Linked DNA regions of Homo sapiens: region 2 is linked to region 1. Evidence: read pairs that join two places in POLR2A ChIA-PET (ENCODE). Cell type or tissue: Panc1. All regions are shown on one strand. Each heading gives the region's core, and the rest is flanking DNA. Links, peaks and the distances in the headings are about the cores only.

Evidence for each region. Peaks named below come from ENCODE experiments on the same cell type or tissue, not always from the same donor. Only the 100,000 strongest peaks of a DNase experiment are listed, where the experiment ranks them.
Region 2: POLR2A ChIA-PET joins it to region 1 with 6 read pairs; 3 of 35 experiments call an interaction of 5 or more read pairs at or near these places.

Annotation. Positions count from the first base shown.
Region 1 is chr5:179,324,896-179,329,540 of GRCh38, reverse strand. The region is part of intron 2 of ADAMTS2 (ADAM metallopeptidase with thrombospondin type 1 motif 2); the gene reads left to right. Among named protein-coding and RNA genes, the nearest start is that of ADAMTS2, 18 kb to the left of the region's middle. In Panc1, for the core only: no CTCF peak of the experiment used is centred there; no DNase peak of the experiment used is centred there.
Region 2 is chr5:179,630,311-179,634,955 of GRCh38, reverse strand. The region is part of intron 4 of LOC128966623 (a long non-coding RNA gene); the gene reads right to left. It also overlaps a transcript of HNRNPH1 not described here. Among named protein-coding and RNA genes, the nearest start is that of HNRNPH1, 9.0 kb to the right of the region's middle. RefSeq lists an enhancer at 1,952-2,452. In Panc1, for the core only: no CTCF peak of the experiment used is centred there; no DNase peak of the experiment used is centred there; H3K4me3 peaks cover 652 bases; H3K27ac peaks cover 529 bases.

The DNA.
Region 1 (4,645 bases), core at 333-4,332:
AAGTGAAATGTGTTTCTTATACTGTATAAGGTGTTGGTTTTAAGTGTTCATTTTTTTCTAAATTGCCATGCTGTTGTCTCAACACCATTCGTTTGCTAATTCACTCTTTCTTCTTGACTTTGGAATGTATATTCCATCATCTGTGAAGTTCATGGAGGATATGGGGTTTATTTCTGGCCTTTCTGGGTTTTGTTTTGTTTTTTTTTTTTTTTTTGAGACGGAGTCTCACTCTGTTGCCCAGGCTGGAGCGCAGTGGCACTATCTCGGCTCACTGCAAGCTCTGCCTCCTGGGTTCACGCCATTCTCCTGCTTCAGCCTCAAGAGTAGCTGGGACTACAGGCGCCCGCCACCACACCCGGCTAATTTTTTGTATTTTTAGTAGAGACGGGGTTTCACCGTGTTAGCCAGGATGGTCTCCATCTCCTGACCTCGTGATCCGCCCTCCTTGGCCTCCCAAAGTGCTGGGATTGCAGGCATGAGCCACTGTGCCTGGCCTTTTCTGTTTTTCTTTTGCACCAGTCCAGGGGTCTTTAATTGCTGTTGGTTGACAATATGTTCTGACATCTGATAGGGCAAGTATCACCATCGTGAGGTTTTAAAAAAATGCCTAAAGTAGTGTCCCCTTTGCAGAAGGCCCTCAGCAAATCTTTGCTGAACAAATGAACGACATCTTCATGATGTTTAATTTTCTCACGGAAATAAGAAGATTGATTCAGATGTTTAAAAACATAGCCCAGTAGGTTTATTACTAAGAGACTTAGAATGTTATTGCCATTGTCAATAGGGTCTTTTCCATTATATTTTACACCAGATTGTTATCTGGGAACACTTTTAATTTATAATACAGTAGGTGATTATTTACTCAGAATACCTGGGACCTGCTTCTTTCAGACTAATGATATTCTCAGAATTTAGACATCTTTATTCCCAGGGAGAAAACAGAGTTAAAAATGACACATTAGTGCAAATCATACATGCATGTGCAGAGCTGCCACGAACCACTTGATACCCATGGTTGACCTGGCAAGCCCAAGCCCCAGCATTGCTGTCCTCAAGGCGCGCCCTTCCTGGCAACAGCCCCTGCTTCAGATCCTTTGCTCCCAATGACCTGCATCTTCCCATGTCTTAGCAAAGCAGTCTCTCTGTTACTAGAATGGCACAAATATGAACCACAGATAATCACAAAAAGTCCTTCTGAAATAAATCTCTTGCCGGGTGCGGTGGCTCACGCCTGCAATCCCAGCACTTTGGGAGGCCGAGGCGGGTGGATCACGAGGTCAGGAAATCGAGACCATCCTGGCTAACACGGTGAAACCCCGTCTCTACTAAAAATACAAAAAATTAGCCGGGCGTGGTGGTGCGCGCCTGTAGTCCCAGCTACTCGGGAGGCTGAGGCAGGAGAATGGCGTGAACCCGGGAGGCGGAGCCTGCAGTGAGCTCAGATCGCTTGCACCACTGCACTCCAGCCTGGGCGACAGAGCGAGACTCTGTCTCAAAAAACAAAACAAAACAAACCTAAATCTCTCGCTTGGATGTTTCCCATGTTTGCGTTCCCAGATATATGAGTTTCTCTATTTATTTTGCATCTAGACTTTTTATGAACTTCCTTGTTATTATTTGGTTCCTTTTTTTGGATGTTTTTGGGGGTGAGGATTCTCTACGTGTGCAGTTACTTTCTGCAGTTCATAATATTGTCTCTTCTTTTTCAACATGTTTTCGTTTTATGTCTTTAGTAATTTTGTGTGGGAGCTACAACCATGCCTTCAGAGCATCTAGCCCCGCTTCTAAGGGAATTGAGAACCAGGTGCTGCTTCTTCTGTGAATGCTGGTGGTGGTAGACCCAAAGTGGACAAACCTTGGCCTGAATGGATCTCCCAGGCCCATTTCCCCACGGTGGCACGGCTTTCCTTTCCCTGCTCTCTTGCATCAAGTAGAGCTTCGAACGCAGGATGTGCCCATGTTGTGGTTTTATGGGGATGAGTGGCGGCGGTTGACCTTCCCTTTCAGTCAAGGAGGCTCTCTCAGTCCCTCGTGGTCTGTTAGGTGTCCCCTGTGGTTGGGGAGCAGTGCACCGGGCATGCACAGGGTTGTTTGCAGGCTGGCAGGAAAACTGCGGTCTTTGAAAGATGCCCTGAGTTTCTACGGGGGATGTGGTTCAGTGAGACACTTTCAGGAGAAGGCTGGCGAGTAGATTCGGTGGTACAACCTGGAGACTCTATGAATGTGGACTGAGGAGCCCTGTTTTGAGTCCCTGCCTTACCCTTCACAATGAGATAATTTTCTGCACTTCAGGGTTCCCATTGTGCAGGGCGGAGTTTGCACACTGGTGGGCCACGGGCCATGTCCACCCACAGATGAGTTTTGTTTGGCTTTTCCAGTGTTTGAAAATTTCTCACAAAGCTCAAGATTTCCAGTTTCTCTTGAGAACCAGGAAATCTGCCGGGCCTATGTGCTGGAGGGCTAGAGCTGAGCAAGGATGGAACCCTCTAGAAGGGTCCCACAGTTCCAGGTGCCTTGGGAGTCTCTGCTGCTCCCTATCATTACCCTGGCGGGCTTCACGCGCATTCACTCCCTGTGTAGGCACCTGAGAGTTTCTCTTATTTTGAGATGAGTGCTGCATGGGCTTTGGAACGGTCATTTCTTCCTCCCCTCTCTCTCCCTCTCCCTCTCCCTCTCCTTCCCATGACTTCAGTTTTTGGCCATCAGCCCCTGCAAGGTCCCGTGCGCTGGAGTCAGACGCGATCTCGCTCCAACACGTGGGCTTGGTTTTCTGCTCCCTCCCTCCCTGGGCGAGCGAGCCTCCTGTTTCTCATCTGTGAAAGGTAAAAGCTGATGACGGTAACTACTCTGGTGGGTTATGATGAGGATTAAATGAAGCGAGGGCCAGCACTGAGCAGCGAAGGGCCTGTTACTACAAGATCATATTTTCCTGATGGCGCTGCTAGGAGGGACCACAGTGTGAAAGCGCTTGGACACACGGAGCCAGGTGCAGATTTTGTCCCTTTTGAGAGCTCTGTGGGCGGGGCTTGGGCGGGCATGGGAGTGGGGGGCGGGGCCGGGGGCGGGGCACAGGCCGGGGTAGGATGCTCTCCCTGCCCCAGGCATCACCGGCCTGGGATGTGTTGCCAGTGGAGGCCGTTACTGTTCTGAAATGGAATTCCTGGGTCAGAATAAGAACAGATGTTTACTGGAAGAGGCCAGGAGCCGCTGACATCACCGAGAGCCCCTCAGGACATGGCTGAGGCCAAGGGTCCTCTAGCTCTTCCCGCCAATACAGCATTCCTGGGGCAGCTGCCCGGCTGGGGGTGGACACACACACACACACACACACACACACACGCACACACAAACGCCATTTCTCCACCAAATCCTTCCCACCTGAAAACAATTAGTCAAGATGCGGAAAAGATTTCCAGTCTGGAATGGGAGAAGAGTCTCGTGGCGGGCAGGCCCCAAGAAGGGAAATGGAGGTCAGTGTGGCGAGGGGATGTGCAGGACGGAGAGGCAGCCTTTGTTGGGGGAGCGCTCTGATCCCTTCCTCCGCACCCCTCAGCTGGGAGGACTTGGCCGCCTGGCCGTTCTCCTTTGGGAGTGAATCCGGAGGGTGTGGCCCAGAGGCGGCTGGCCTCGCTCCTGTCCTCCCATCCACACCTGTGCAGCTGGTGCCTGTGCCCCTGTCCCTCCCACAGGCCATCCCCAGGTCCACACTCCTGTGACTGCAAGTGACAGAAAACCGGGGCAGAAGCGGCTGGGGCCAAAGGGGGAATGCGGGGCTCAGGGCGGCAGCCCAGGCCTCCCGCACGGTTTCAGCTCAGCCGCCCTCCCCGTGGGTCCTGCCTGGGCAGTGCACCAGCCGCCCGGCAGAGAGAGGCCCAGGTTCCCCGAGGGTTTCTGGGAGAGCCCAGTGGTGAGTTCTCACTGGCTCAGGTTGGGTCACATGCTTCAGGCAAATCACTATGGCCAGGACAGCGGAGCAGGACTTCGGCTGGCCAGGCCTCGTCACAGGACTGCTGTGGCTCCAGGGCTGGCGTCTGTCCTCTGACCCTCTGGGAGTGGGTCGGGGAGAGGATGGGCCCCAGAGGAAAGCCAGGCTGATGTGTCAGGAGGAGCTATGGGTCCCCATTGCCTTCTGTCTCCAGGACATCTGCCCTGTCTTCTCCCTGCCCCCGTTTCTCCCACTCCCTTCCAGCTGCCCATGATAAGCACGCGGTCTCCCTTCCGTGCCCCACCCGAAATGCTCCCCATGGCTCCTCCACTTTGAGGGTAAAGCACAGGCCCCCAGAACCAGCATTCAAGGCCCCTCCTGACCATCATCATTTCCTGCTTGCTCTACCCACCATGTCCACCTTCCCGTTCATCCTGTGGGCCTGGGACAGGAGCTCCGAAAGATCACACACACCCATCAACTGTCAACTCTGCCCACGTTGGAAACAGTGCCTGTGGCAGGTGCAGGAGGGGACCATTTGTCTTGGCTGAAGTTGAATCTGAAAATGACCTAAGGACTTGAAGGAACCAGGGCCTAGTGTGTGTCGGGGTGTGATCGGGTGGCTGAAGAAGCTGAGACTCCTTGGGCCTCATGGGCTTTGCATTAGCAGAGCAGACAGTGGGGGGGTCCCTGAGGACCTCTGGGCTTTTGCCTGAATGC
Region 2 (4,645 bases), core at 353-4,352, 310 kb before region 1:
CTGGGGTCAATGGCTACATCAGAACCAGACCCCATTGCTGGTAGCTTCACCGTCTCGCTCTCATGGGGCCTCCCAGCTATCCCAAATCTCCAAGAAACAGACTCAGAGACCTGCGGTCAGAGGTCCAGCGAGGGGGAGAGCGGAAGTGAGCTCCAGGCCACGTACAACGGCAGTCCCGGTTCCCCGCCATCAGCACGACCTGTGTGAGAGCACAGGGTATCTGGGCAGAAGGAAAACTAGGGGAGCCTCATCCAGCGCTGGAGATGGAGAAGCTTTGGGCTTCTCGACGGCGAGGCACCCGGGGAACGGGGAGTCACTTAGAACCTCAAAGTAGCCTCGGGCGAGAACAAGCGAAGCAATTCCAAGCTCTACCAGGTCACGGAGGGCGCGAAACCCGCCCCGCGCTCCGGCCGGCCGGCAGGGGGCGCGCGCTCCCCGAACTCCCGCGCACCGCGGAGGAGGCGGCCCTGGCGCGGGGAAGCAGTGGGAAAATCGCAAGGAAGCCGGGTAAGGACCTTTCATTTTCAGCCCTGCTCTTTAAATACTAGACATACCGTCTGGCGCATGTCGAGGCGTGTATTATTTTGATCCAGTGCGCGTGCCGTATGTGACTTGGCTTGGCTTCCCCTGAAAGCAGCGGCTGTGGGGAGTTGATTCGGAAGTGAAGGGCCCTGGGCGACCCGGCGAGTAGAGGCAACACCAACACTCCTCCTTAGCGAGGGGTCTCCCCGCCGCGGTGGCTGCCCGGCCCCAAGGACAGGAGGGATTTGTGCACTGACTCCTGACCCCGTCCTCCAGCGCTGCTCTGAAGGGAGAGTCTGTGCAGTGGCACCTGCGCGAAGCTGGCCAAAGCCTGCCCAGACGGCTCACCTGTGCGGGATGGAACAAAAGGTGAGCCCAGGGGGCCTGATAAAATGACCTCAGTAGCCGCCTGTGGGAGGGGACCCTGAGGAAAGCACCATAGTGACTACCAAGCCTGGATGGTTTTACTGCTTACTTTGTTATTTTATTTTATTTTATTTTATTTTATTTATTTTAGAGACGGAGTCTCGCTCTATCACCCAGGCTGGAGTGTGGAGTGCAGTGGCCCGAACTCGGCTCACTGCAACCTCTGCCTCCCCGGTTCAAACAATTCTGCCTCAGTCTCCCGAGTAGCTGGGAATACAGGTGCACTCTGCGACGCCTGGCTAATTTTTGTGTTTTAGTAGGGACAGGGTTTCACCGTGTTGCCCAGGCTGGTCTCAAACTACTGAGCTTAGGCAATCTGCCCACCTCGGCCTCCCAAAGTGCTAATATTGCAGGCATGAGCCACTGCGCCTGGCTTTTTATTTTATTTTTTGGACAGGCAGGGCACGGTGGCTCACGCCCGTAATCCCAGCACTTTGGGAGGCCAAGGCAGGTGGATCACGAGGTCAGGAGATGGATACCATCCCGGCTGACACGGTGAAACCCCGTCTCTACTAAAAATACAAAAAAAAAAAAAAAAAAAAAAAATTAGCCGGGTGTGGGGCGGGTGCCTGTAGTCCCAGCTACTCGGGAGGCTGAGGCAGGAGAATGGCGTGAACCCGGGAGGCGGAGCTTGCAGTGAGCCGAGATTGTGCCACTGCACTCCAGCCTGGGCGATAAAGTGAGACTGTCTCAAACAAACAAACAAACAAACAAACAGGCCGGGCGTGGTGGCTCACACCTGTAATCCCAACACTTCGGGAGGCTGAGGCGGCGGATTACCTGATCTCTGGAGTTCAACACCAGCATGACCAACATGGTGAAACCCCATCTCTACTGAAAATACAAAAATTAACTGGGCATGGTGGCTCACGCCTGTAATCCCAGCACTTTGGGAGGCTGAGGCAGGTGGATCACGAGGTCAAGAGATTGAGATCATCTTGATCAACATGGTGAAACCCCGTCTCTACTAAAAATACAAAAAATTAGCTGGGCGTGGTGGTGGGCGCCTGTATTCCCAGCTAGTGGGGAGAATGAGGCTGGAGAATCGCTTGAATACAGGAGCTGGATGTTGCAGTGAGCCGAGATCGCGCCACTGCACTCCAGCCTGGCGACAGAGCAGGACTCCGTCTCAAAAAAAAAAAAAAAAAAAAAAAAATTCGCCGGGCTTGGTGGGGCTGTAATCCCACCTACTCGGGAAGCTGAGCCTGGGCAACAAGAGCGAGACTCCGTCTCAAAAAAAAAAAAAAAAAAAAAGATATTTGATTTGGCTTTAGACAGTGAGTGACCTGGCTGAAGCCTTGGGAGGTTCGCACCCGGAAAGTTCAAAACCGGCCGCCTGCGTTGTCCGCCTGGAGGAGGCGCGCAGCGTGAACCGGAGAGGGCGTGCTCGGTCCCTCCTCAGGTGGCCGTCGGGCAGACCCTTCTCCTCAGCGGACGGCTGGACACTGTGGGGACGCCTTTGTTTCCGCCGCTCATGGTGTCTGAATCCACAATTCGTTTACGTGGTTGTGGAGCCGGACTCGGCGTCGGAAGGACGGTCTCCTTCAACACAACAGTGGGGCTCCAGCGAAGGCGGAGAGACGCGGGGATCCCAGCCGCAAGGGCGGACCGTGCTGCCTGGCCGCGGCGGGGGAGGGGGTGCTACCCCATACCCGGGCTCTAACCGAGACGCCCTTTTCTTTTTTCTTTTTTTTTTTTTTGAGACGGAGTCTCGCTCTGTCACTCAGGCTGGAGTGCGGTGGCGGGATCTTGGCTCACTGCAAGCTCCGCCTCCCGGGTTCACGCCATTCTCCTGCCTCAGCCTCCCAAGTAGCTGGGACTACAGGCACCCGCCACCACGCCCGGATAATTTTTTTTGTATTTTTAGTAGAGACGGGGTTTCACCGTGTTAGCCGGGATGGTCTCGATCTCCTGACCTCGTGATCCGCCCGCCTCGGCCTCCCAAAGTGCTGGGATTACAGGCGTGAGCCGCCGCGCCCGGCCGAGACGCCCTTTTCTTAAGTCTCCGCAGCTTGCAGTGTACCACCCGAGCAGGTCCCGGAGGCGGCCGATGCTGTTTATCACTCAGAAATTTAAAGTTTGTTTGTTTTGAGAGAGGGTCTCCCCACTTTGCCTAGGTTGGAGTTAAGGGGCGCGATCTCAGCTCACTGCATCCTCCACCTCCTGGGCTCAAGCGATCCTCCCACCTCAACCTCCTGAGTAGCTGGAACTACAGGCATGTGCCACCAGGCCTGGCTAATATTTAAAAAAAAAATTTTTTTTTTTGAGGTCTTGCTCTTGTTGCCCAGGCTGGAGTACAGTGGCGCGAACTCAGCTCATCGCAACGTCCAATTCTTGGGTTCAAACAATTCTCCTGCCTCAGCCCCCTGAGTAGCTGGGATTACAGGCCTACGCCACTGCACCTGGCTAATTTTTTGTATTTTTAATAGAGGCGGGGTTTCACCATGTTGGCCAGGCTGGTCTTGAACTCCCGACCTCAGGTAATTTGCCTGCCTCGGCCTCCCAAAGTGCTAGGATTACAGGTGTGAGCCACCGCGCCCAGCATGTTTTTAACTTTTTGTAGAGATGGGGCCTCAATATGTTGCCCAGGCTGGTCTTGAACTCCTGACCTCAGGTGATGTGCCTGCCTTGGCCTCCCAAAGTACTGAGATTATAGGCATGAGCCACCACACGGAACCTAGATCATTTTTTCTCAACTTTTTTTTTCATGATCGCCATCTTAAAGATCCTTTCTAGATCTTTTTTCCTAGTTTCCCACCACATGATATTTTAATAACATAGATATACCGTAACGTATATCTTTTCATGTCCTGTGGCCCTTTGGAAGGCAACAAACCATTATGTTACCTAAGATTTATTTCCTTCCCCCTCACAGCCTCCCCATCCCACTACCCCCATGCATTCATACCAGAATTTATTCCATACTTCATTAGACATTAAATTGTTTTCTAAAGCTTCCCTATTTCATGCTGCCATGAACAATCTTGTAATTAAATCAGTGCAAAAGTAGGAATGGAATGTATGCTTTAATGAAATGTATGTTTTTTGATTTTTGTTTTTGTTTTTTTTTTGAGCTGTTTTTGTTTCTTTTTTGAGATTTTTTTTTTTTTGAGATGTCGCCCAGGCTGGAGTGCAGTGGCACGATCTCGGCTCACTGCAAGCTCTGCCTCCCGGGTTCACGCCATTCTCCTGCCTCAGCCTCCTGAGTAGCTGGGACTACAGGCGCCCGTCACCACACCCAGCTGATTTTTTGTACTTTTAGTAGAGACGGGGTTTCACCATGTTGACCAGGATGATCTCAATCTCTTGACCTTGTGATCCGCCCACCTCGGCCCTCCAAAGTGCTGGGATTACAGGCGTGAGCCCCCGCGTCAGGCCGAAATGTATGCATTTATACTGCAAATAGCCCTGAGCGAGAGGGTGTACCAATTTACACTCCAAGCACAATGTACCTTGATGGCATCTCCCTGCATCCTTTCCAGCTCTCTTAATTACTCTTTTAAATGATCATTAATTTGAAAATTAGTTGCAAAGGCTTTGCGTTATTTTATTTAATTTGCATTTCTTTGGTTACCACTCAAAGGGACACTTCTCAAGCCTATGGATCATCTGCATATTTTCTTTTCTTTTTCTTTTTCTTTTATTTATTTATTTTTTTGAGACAGAATTTCACTGTTGTTGCCCAGGCTGGAGTGCA